2 separate regions of the Homo sapiens genome follow, and region 2 is linked to region 1. Evidence: read pairs that join two places in POLR2A ChIA-PET (ENCODE). Cell type or tissue: endothelial cell of umbilical vein. All regions are shown on one strand. Links, peaks and the distances in the headings refer to the core of each region. The heading gives the core; the rest is flanking DNA. Region 1 has its middle 54 kb from the start of ERCC4. Region 2 overlaps SNX29 (sorting nexin 29).

Evidence for each region. ChIA-PET counts read pairs that join two places held together with the same protein. Peaks named below come from ENCODE experiments on the same cell type or tissue, not always from the same donor. Only the 100,000 strongest peaks of a DNase experiment are listed, where the experiment ranks them.
Region 2: POLR2A ChIA-PET joins it to region 1 with 9 read pairs; 1 of 35 experiments calls an interaction of 5 or more read pairs at or near these places.

What each region holds. Positions count from the first base shown.
Region 1 is chr16:13,863,772-13,868,163 of GRCh38, reverse strand. No RefSeq gene overlaps it. Among named protein-coding and RNA genes, the nearest start is that of ERCC4, 54 kb to the left of the region's middle. RefSeq lists an enhancer at 1,778-2,072. In endothelial cell of umbilical vein, for the core only: a CTCF peak has its summit at 1,861 (motif pointing left); a DNase peak (open chromatin) is centred at 1,843; H3K27me3 peaks cover 210 bases.
Region 2 is chr16:12,414,737-12,419,128 of GRCh38, reverse strand. All of the region lies in intron 18 of SNX29 (sorting nexin 29), which reads right to left. Among named protein-coding and RNA genes, the nearest start is that of SNX29-AS2, 44 kb to the right of the region's middle. In endothelial cell of umbilical vein, for the core only: no CTCF peak of the experiment used is centred there; DNase peaks (open chromatin) are centred at 1,348 and 1,888.

The sequences.
Region 1 (4,392 bases), core at 89-4,088:
TGCCAGCAAAGAGAAAAAATGCTTGGTTCAAACTCTAGTAGAGAGATACAGTTATACTACAAACTTTGATAAACTTCATGGGACTTGAATTTTGATGTAAACTACAATTGATGCTTTTGTGTATTTTTGGAGGGACTACCCTACCCTTTTTAATCTTCCTTCCCTTCGTTTCTTGTTCTGTGATTAGGAGATGGGAAGAGATCATTTTCCTACTTAAAACCAAAAGAAAAAGCCCACATCCCTTTAGTCCAGAATAAAGGATAGGTTGACAAGTCATCACTACTTGATTTTACTTTTGTTGCTATCTCCTGGAGTGTGACTTATTGGACCTTTGCCTAAAGTTGGATTTGCTTGTCACTTAGATGTTGCAAAGTAGCTTCACGAAAGCTCTCTTAGCAAACTTGCTGATTGATGGAATGGATGATGCAGTTGAAACTGAAATCTGCTGAGAGACAAAGTAGAGAAAAATTTTGATTGTTAGAAAAATCAAGAAAGTAACTTCACTAGAAAAAGCAGAAGTTGTTTTCAAATAGTAGGCTCCACTGCATGCTATAGGACCTTACATTTTTATTTTGAAAAGGTTTAAGAATACAGAAAGCTTGAATAGGCATTTCTCCAAGGAAGATACATAAATGGCCAATAAGTAGATGAAAAGGTGTTCAATATCATCATTAAGGACATGCAACCCAAAACCACAGTGAAATATCCCTTCATACCTACTAGGATGGCTATAACAACAACAACAACAAAGAGAAGATAGTGTTAGCGAGGATGGGGAGAAATTGGAACCCTTATGAAGCGCTGGTTGGAATGTAGGACGGTTTAGATGCTATGGAAAGGAGTATAGTGGTTCCTCAAAAAATGAAACATAGAGTTACCATATGACCTAGCAATTCTGTTCCTAGGTATACAACAAAAAATTGGAAACACGGACTCCAATAGTTACTTCCATGGCAATGTTTATTGTAGCATTATTCACAATAGCCAAAAGGTGAAAACAACCCAAGAGTTCATCAACAGATGAATAAATAAACAAAATGTGGTACACACACACACACACACACACACACACACACACACGCTGGGGTATTATTCAGCCATAAAAAGAAAGAAAGTTCTGATACATGTTACAACATGGATTGACTTTGAAAGCATTATGCTAAGTGATATAGGCCAACAAAAAGGACAAATATTGTGTGATTCTACTTGTATGAAATATCTAGAATAGGGAAATTTATAGAGACAGAAGGTAGATTAGAAGTTACCAAAGGCCAAGGGAGAGGAGCATAAGGAGTTATTGCTTATTGCTCTCTCTTTAGGGTGGTGAAATTTTGGAAATAGACAGTGGTGATGGTTTTACAACACTGTGAATGTAATTAGTAAAATTTAAACAAAAAATACAAAAAGGAACAGAGAATAATATAGCAGTCACCCATGCAACCACTGGGTAGAATTGACAAATATTAACAATTTTATTTTATTTACTTCAGATGTTTCTTAAAAATAAAGCAAAACAGTGGCGGTGGTTTTACAACATTGTGAATGTAATTTGTAAAATTTAAAGACAAAATGCAAAAAGGAACAGAGAATAATATAGCAGCCACCCATGCAACCACTGGGTAGAATTGACAAATATTAACATTTTATTTTATTTACTTCAGATGTTTCTTAAAAATAAAGCAAAACATTGCTGATACAGTTTTTCCCATGTAGCAGATATGATTAGTATCCCATGCCACATCCCTTGGCCAATCTCTTTAGGCCTCTTGCAGCTATGGTGGATGGTTTCCAGGCACGCTGACTGCTTACGCCCTGGAGCACACGTTTCTCTGCCCCAGGGTTCCCTCTAGTGGCGAGAGAGCTTGCTTAGCCCGTCCACAGGGCAATCCCAAAGGACTGGAGGCGCAATGCCCCAAGGTCAATCCTCGATCAATGAGAGAAGGGAGTTGGAAAATAATTATCCCAGCTGCCTTGTCCCTTAGTGGATTGATTCTGAGGCATGGCTATTCAGGAGGTTCCTGCTGAGATTGAGTCCCAATTGCCCTAGATTAATACACACTTTATTGACTTACTCCCCTTCCCGTCTCTCTTTCCCTGCATCCTTACTATCTTCCTGCAATTGCCACCCCAATAAACTACTTGCATCAGACTCCTTGTTTCAGGCTCTGTTTTCAGAAGAGCCCAAAGTAGGACAGCCGCTTCCACTCTGTTCCTTTCTTCATTCATAAGAAGCAATCACTTTCATGAAGATGGTGTAAATGCTCCTGACCTATGTTTTTAAACTTGTGGCTAATACATCAACAATATACAGTTTAATGGATTTTAATAATTTTGTGAATGGTATCATTTTGTATGTGTATGCGTGTGTGTGTGTGTGTGTGTGTGTGATTCTACAACTTGTTTTTCTCACTCAATGTTTTTGAGATTGCTCCATGTGATAAGAGAGACCTGGTTCATTATTTGTAAGCACTGTGTGTAATTCTCACTATTGTATGACTGAACCACATTTTGTTTAACCACTCACCCCCATGATGAGCATTCATGCTTTTCCCCTGTGTTTTGCTATTAGAAAACATGTTCCAATGAACACTCTAACACCTTTGTTTTGTTTTTTTTTTTTTGAGACAGAGTCTCACTCTGTCGCCTAGGCTGGAGTGCAGGACTTCTTTGCAGAGTGTTTAAATAAAATGTTTGTTTAAACAGCAGCTAGGCTGGGCCCTTGTGGATTTATTTACTGGTCATTAGCTGCTAGAAGGAGAAGATGGGGAACAATAAGCTGAGAAGCTTCAATTAAAAGCTAGAAATTCCTGCCATTGAATATGAAGAAATGGATATGAGTAAAGTTGTAAATATCCAAGGGAAATTAATAATAATAATAAAAAGGACCCCTTTAAACCCAAACTCTATTTACAAGCAACCGTCTTCAAAGCTTGGCAGACACTGTTTCCTCTTCACGGACTACTCTTTGCAGCCATATCTCTGCCTGCCTAATTTCATTTAAGCTTCTACCCTTTCAGTTCTCCTTTTCAGGAAGCATTCTCTGACCTCTTGTATCAGGATAATTACACCAGTTGCATGACGGGCCAAACCTGAAATCCCAAAAGTTAAACACAATAAAGCTTATTTCTCACTCACATAAAGTGCCATGTAGGTTGAGCAGCCCTATACCGCCATGCTGCTGTTGGGGCATCTGAAACACGTGGACTTCAAGCTCTCTGAAGAGAGAAGAGGGGAGAGAGGAAGAGGAAGCAGAACAGCTCCTAATGACTTTGACCAGGAAGTGACATGTGTTACTTCTGCTCACGGTCTCTTGGTCAGAATTAGTCACATGACTCCATTGTAACTGCAGAGAAAGGTGGAAAATATAGGGGGCAATATAGAATATTTGGTGAGGATGAACAAGATTAGTCTTGTTAATCTGCTATACCATCAAGATTGTATCTGCTATGCCATCAAGAGTAGGTTGAGTGTCCTTTCTATGGGTTTTTAAATCAGCCAATCATAGCACTTCTCTCTCTTTCCCTTTTGATAATTTCCTGTGTATTAGTCCACCCAAGTCCCAAGCCTATAAATTCTTTGAAAGAACTAGAACTCATTCTCATTGGATCTTTTGCACTCAACCAAACACGGCACATTCAATAACACTCAATAGTTATTGAATACAAGGTAAAAGAAAAGGAATAAGTGGCTCTTCCAGGAATACAGCCATTAAAAAAATGGAGGCATAATTGTTTTTATATAAATCTCTAGCCTAGGAGATTGATTGTTTTATCTGTGGATCAGATAGCCTTTAATCTTCTAGATGTCAATCAAGTTCTTTGATCTGAGAAACTTCTGACAGGAGCATTTGAAATCTCCTCTCCCGTAAGCTTGTACAAGTGGTATATTTAATACCAGGCTCTATTCAAAGCTTCTTGGCTTTATTTTAGCTTGCCTATTAATTATGACTTCTTTTATGTCTTCCTATCATGCATACACAAATTAGGGACAACAAACTTATGACTTTTTCCCCTGAAACATGACCCATTTAAAAAAATTATTATTGTATTAGTCAGGGTTCTCCAGAGAAATAGAAGCAATAGAACCAATAGTATCTACCATTGGTTAGTATAAATAAGGAGGAATTGGTTTATGCTATTATGGAGGTAGGGAGGTCCCACAACCTATTTTCTGCAAGCTGGAGGCTCAGGGAAACCAGTGGTGCAATTCAGTCTGAGTTTGAAGCCTGAGAACCAGAGGAGCTGATGGAATAAATCCCAATCTAACGGGAGGAAGAGATGAAATGAGATGTCCCAGCTCAAACAGTGAGGCAGGGAAAAAAAGGGCAAATTCCTGCTTCCCCTGCCTTTTGTTCTACTCAGGTCGTCAGTGGATTGAATGATGCTCAACCAC
Region 2 (4,392 bases), core at 264-4,263, 1.4 Mb after region 1:
TGTTGACTAGAGACAAGGGTTTCTCAACGGTGGCGCTGTAGACATTTTGGGATAGGATATTCTCTGTTGTGGAGGGATGTCCTGTGCACTGTAGGATGTTGAGCAGCACCCCCGGCCCTGCCCACTACAAGCCAGCAGCCCCTTCTTTCCACTCAGTCTAGCAAGGGAGGCATCAGACAGGTTTAGGCAGATGTATAACTGCCGCTCCTGGCAAGGAGAGAAAGCTTCATGGAGAAGGGGACTTCTGGGCTGACTGTGTAGGAAACTGCAAGATGGGAACTGACACCAGGCATGTGAAGAAAACTTGGAAACATGGCCAGGTGCTGTGGCTCACATCTGTAATCCCAGCACTTTGGGAGGCCAAGGTGGGTGGATCACTTGAGGTTAGGAGGTCGAGACCAGCCTAACCAACAGGGCAAAACCCCGTCTCTACTAAAAATACAAAAATTAGCTGGGCACGGTGGCAGGCACCTGTAATCCCAGCTACTCAGAAGGCTGAGGCAGGAGAATCACTTGAATCCGGGAGGTGGAGGTTGCAGTGAGCCAAGATCGTGCCACCGCACTCCAGCCTGGACAACAGAGTGAGACTCCATCTCAAAAAAAAAAGAAAAGAAAACCCAGAAACACAGAAGGACAGAAACTGGTGCAAATGACCACACCATGCCCAGAAACCCTAAGACCACAGCCAGACTGAACAGGTCCCTTTCTCCTTCTCACCCACTCCACTAGAAAAACAGCTTTCTAGCAAAAAAAAAATAAATACAATCCTCATCGTCAACATGAACATCCTACATCTGATGTGTGTTGTGGCTCCAGACTGTTTTCTCTCCTGATCAGGTTAATCTGGAGGAAGGACGCTAGCAAACGGTTTTGCGGCAATTGGTGAAAAGTGGTATTTAGAGTTAAGGCTGTCTTAAATATGAAATATCACCAGCCAATTAACATCAATTTTAAATCTGTACTACAACAATAATTGGTCATTAAAAGTTCTGGGTGAATACTATCAGGAGTGACTCGGTAGTCATGTCAGGGAAGCACTTTCCCGACACGTGGGAATCCTCCAATGTAAGACAAATCCCACATGCATTTGCATGTGGTTCCCAGAGAAAAACGTGCCCTGCGGCTTTATCTATTCCCTTCCCCTTCCCAGGAGCTCAGAGACTCAATGCTGCGGCCAAAGACAGACAGTGCGGAGTACCAAGAAGCCATCCAATTACTGCAGGCAGAGAAAGCTCACTCGCTGTCGGCATACAGCGCTTCTCTTCCCAGGGCTCAAGAAAAACAGGGAGAGGCAGGAAATTATGAATTTCCTCTCCACATCAAGGACTAAGAAGGAACAAAGAGAAAGAAGGAAAGGGGAAGGGAAAGGGTGAGGAGGGTGAGGAGACAAGAAGTGGGAGGAAGGAAAGAGAAGAGAGGAAAGAGAAGAGAGGACACAGAACAGGAGAGAGGCAGTAAGAGGAGGAAGGGAAGAGGGAAATGACAGGGAAAAGGAATGACAAGGAACAGGGAAAAGGAATGATGAGGAATAGGGAAAAGGAATGAGAAGGAGGAGGAAAGAGGGAAACAGAAAGAGAAAAGGAAAAGACCAGGGGAGGGATGTAGAGTGTGCAAAGCGGGGAGCAAAGAGAAGGAAGGAAAGGAGAACCACCCACCCCCTCTGACCCACTAGCTCATCTCCCTCCCTGATGTGCCACAGGAATGTCCTCATTGCCCCTGGCCCTCATAGACAGATGCTGGGAGACCAGGTGAGCCAGACAGCCTGAAACAAGGAAAGACACCTGGACAGAGGCGGCTTCCATGGAAGCTCACTTCTGGAACCAGAGCACTCTAGATGCTGAACACAGGAAGCCCAGTGTGCCAAGAGGTACACACAGCCTGGCTACGCAGAAGAAACACAAAGCATTTTCACTGCAGACTAGCCTGAGGGAAATGCAAGTTTCATAAACAGTAAGATACGGATGGATTATGGAGTAGAATGCAAACCGCCCCTGATTGTCTCATGGAATGGTAGGCTCCCAAGAAGTACTGTGCCTGAGGTGGCTGGCACCCTGGCTGCACCTGGGAGGCCCTTCCCCTTACTCAAGCGTATCTCACTAGGCGCAGTGCCTGGCACACAGCAGGGGCTCCATAAATGTTCAGTTTTGTTTTACTTTTAATTGGCACATAATAATTATACACAGTTATGGGGTTGATATGTTTGTCCCCTCCAAATCATGTTGCAATGTCACCCCTGAAGCTGGAGGTGGGCCTAGTGGGAGGTGTCTGGGGCATGGGGCAGATGCCTCATGAATGGCTTGGTGCCCTGCCCATGAGAATGAGTGACTTCTTGTTCTGTTAGTCCATGTGAGGGCTGGTGGTTGGGATAGAGTAACACCTCCTCCTCTCTCTTGCTCCTTCTCTTGCCATGTGACATGCCTGCTCCCCCTGCACCTTCCACCATGACTAAAAGCCTCCAAGGCCTTCCCAGAAGCCGAGCAGATGCTGACACCATGCTTCTTGTACAGCCTGCAGAACTGGGAGCCAAAGAAACCTCTTCTCTTTATCAACTACCCAGCGTCAGGTGTTCCTTCACAGCCACACAAAACAAACGAACTCAGGGGCATGATGTGGTGTTTTGCTACATGTATCTGTTTTGTAATCAAATCAGGGTAATGAGCAGATCCATCACCTCAAATACTTCTCATTTCTTTGTGGTGGAAACATTCAGAACCCTCTCTTCCAGCTATTTTGAAATATACGTCATTGTTAACCATAGTCACCCTGCTGCGCAACAGATCACCAGAACTTCTTCCTCCTGTCTAACTGTGACTCTGCAATGACCAATGAGTGACTGGGCGGTGCCCCGAGACAAGCCCCGGGGCTCTGCTTGCGTCTGTGCTAAGTGCATTTGAGGGGCAGTTTAAGAAAAGCTGAGAGGGACTCGACGTTTAAGGAGGAGGGCCCATGAGCAGTCTCTGGGGTCAGAAACCGAACAGAGCACAGCCTGCCCAGTTCTGGGTTCCTTACCTCCTACAGGCTGATGCAAAGGGGCTGTAGTTGTCTTTTTCAAACCAGAGGACAAGCCAGGCGGCCATCCTCAGAGCCTGTTTAACTGAGGCAGATGCATGTGTCTGACAGTACGGCCCTGGCCACATTCAGAAGACGGCCCCCACTCCAACAATGCTCCCAGGACGAGCTGTACAGGGAAGAGGTCCTGCCATTTCTTCCCGACAAGATGATCTCCCCAGGGGAGATGGGGTTTAAGAGGCATCCCTTTCCAACATCCCTAAAAATAAATATAACTATTTTGGATATAGGAGAGAGTGGGCATTCCCAGCCTGGGTTGGGGAGCACAGGGAGTGTGTGGTGTGGCAGTTCAGGGCAGGTGCCAACTGTTCCCCATGGAGACCCGCTGGGGAGGAGAGTCCATCTACCTGTCAGCCTGACCAAGTCCGCTCACCAGGCCTCACTTCCTCCCCTGGATGTGGGAGGTAACATCCTAGACCAGCCCCAATCATCAGGTGGGATGGAAGGTCTGACGGAGGCAGACGCTGGGCCTGGCATAGTGCAGGACCCCAAGACATCAATACCAACCTGCCTGCGAGGAGAACTTCATGGGTGGATTAATTCATTTTAGAAAGTTTTTTAAGTTTATACTCTGTCCAGGCAGTAGGTGAGGGCAAATGGACAACCTGTCCTTGCTGTGTAATTACAAGGCCTCATCCAAATACATCAGAAATGCTGTGTGTGAGTATGAAACTCAATGGTGCCAGAAGGAGCTGCTGAGTGCATCTTGATCAAGACTCCAAGGCAATCCTGCCGAGTGGGCAGCAAGGCTGTCTCAGCCATTATTGGGGTCCTGCCCACTCCCCAGCCTTCAGGACAGTGTGGCGCTTGTACAGCGCTTATACCTTGCAGAAAGGACTTCCAACCTGCAGACAGTGGCCCACTCACTGCCAGTTTGTGGGTCCTGGTTTTCTGCTCCCAGGGCACACAAGCAAGCTGGAATTTTTGCCCGGACTTGGAGCCTTGCCTCCCTGGGAGGTCTCTCTTGTTCTGGGGCCTGCCATGGAGCCCTTAGCCCCTAGCTGTCTTCTCAAAGGAGTCTCTTTAAAAAGACAACAGGCCGGGTGCAGTGGCTCATGCCTGTAATTCCAGCACTTTGGGAGGCTGAGGCAGGTGGATCATTTGAGGTTAGGAGTTCGAGACCAGCCTAGCCAACATGGTGAAACCCCATCTCTACTAAAAACACAAAAAATTAGCCGGGCATGCTGGTGGGCACACGTAATCCCAGCTACTCAGAAGGCTCAGGTGGGAGAATTGCTTGAACCCCGGAGGCGAAGGTTGCTATAAGCCAAGAGTGTGCCACTCCACTCCAGCCTTGGAGACACAGAGTCTGTCTCTAAATAC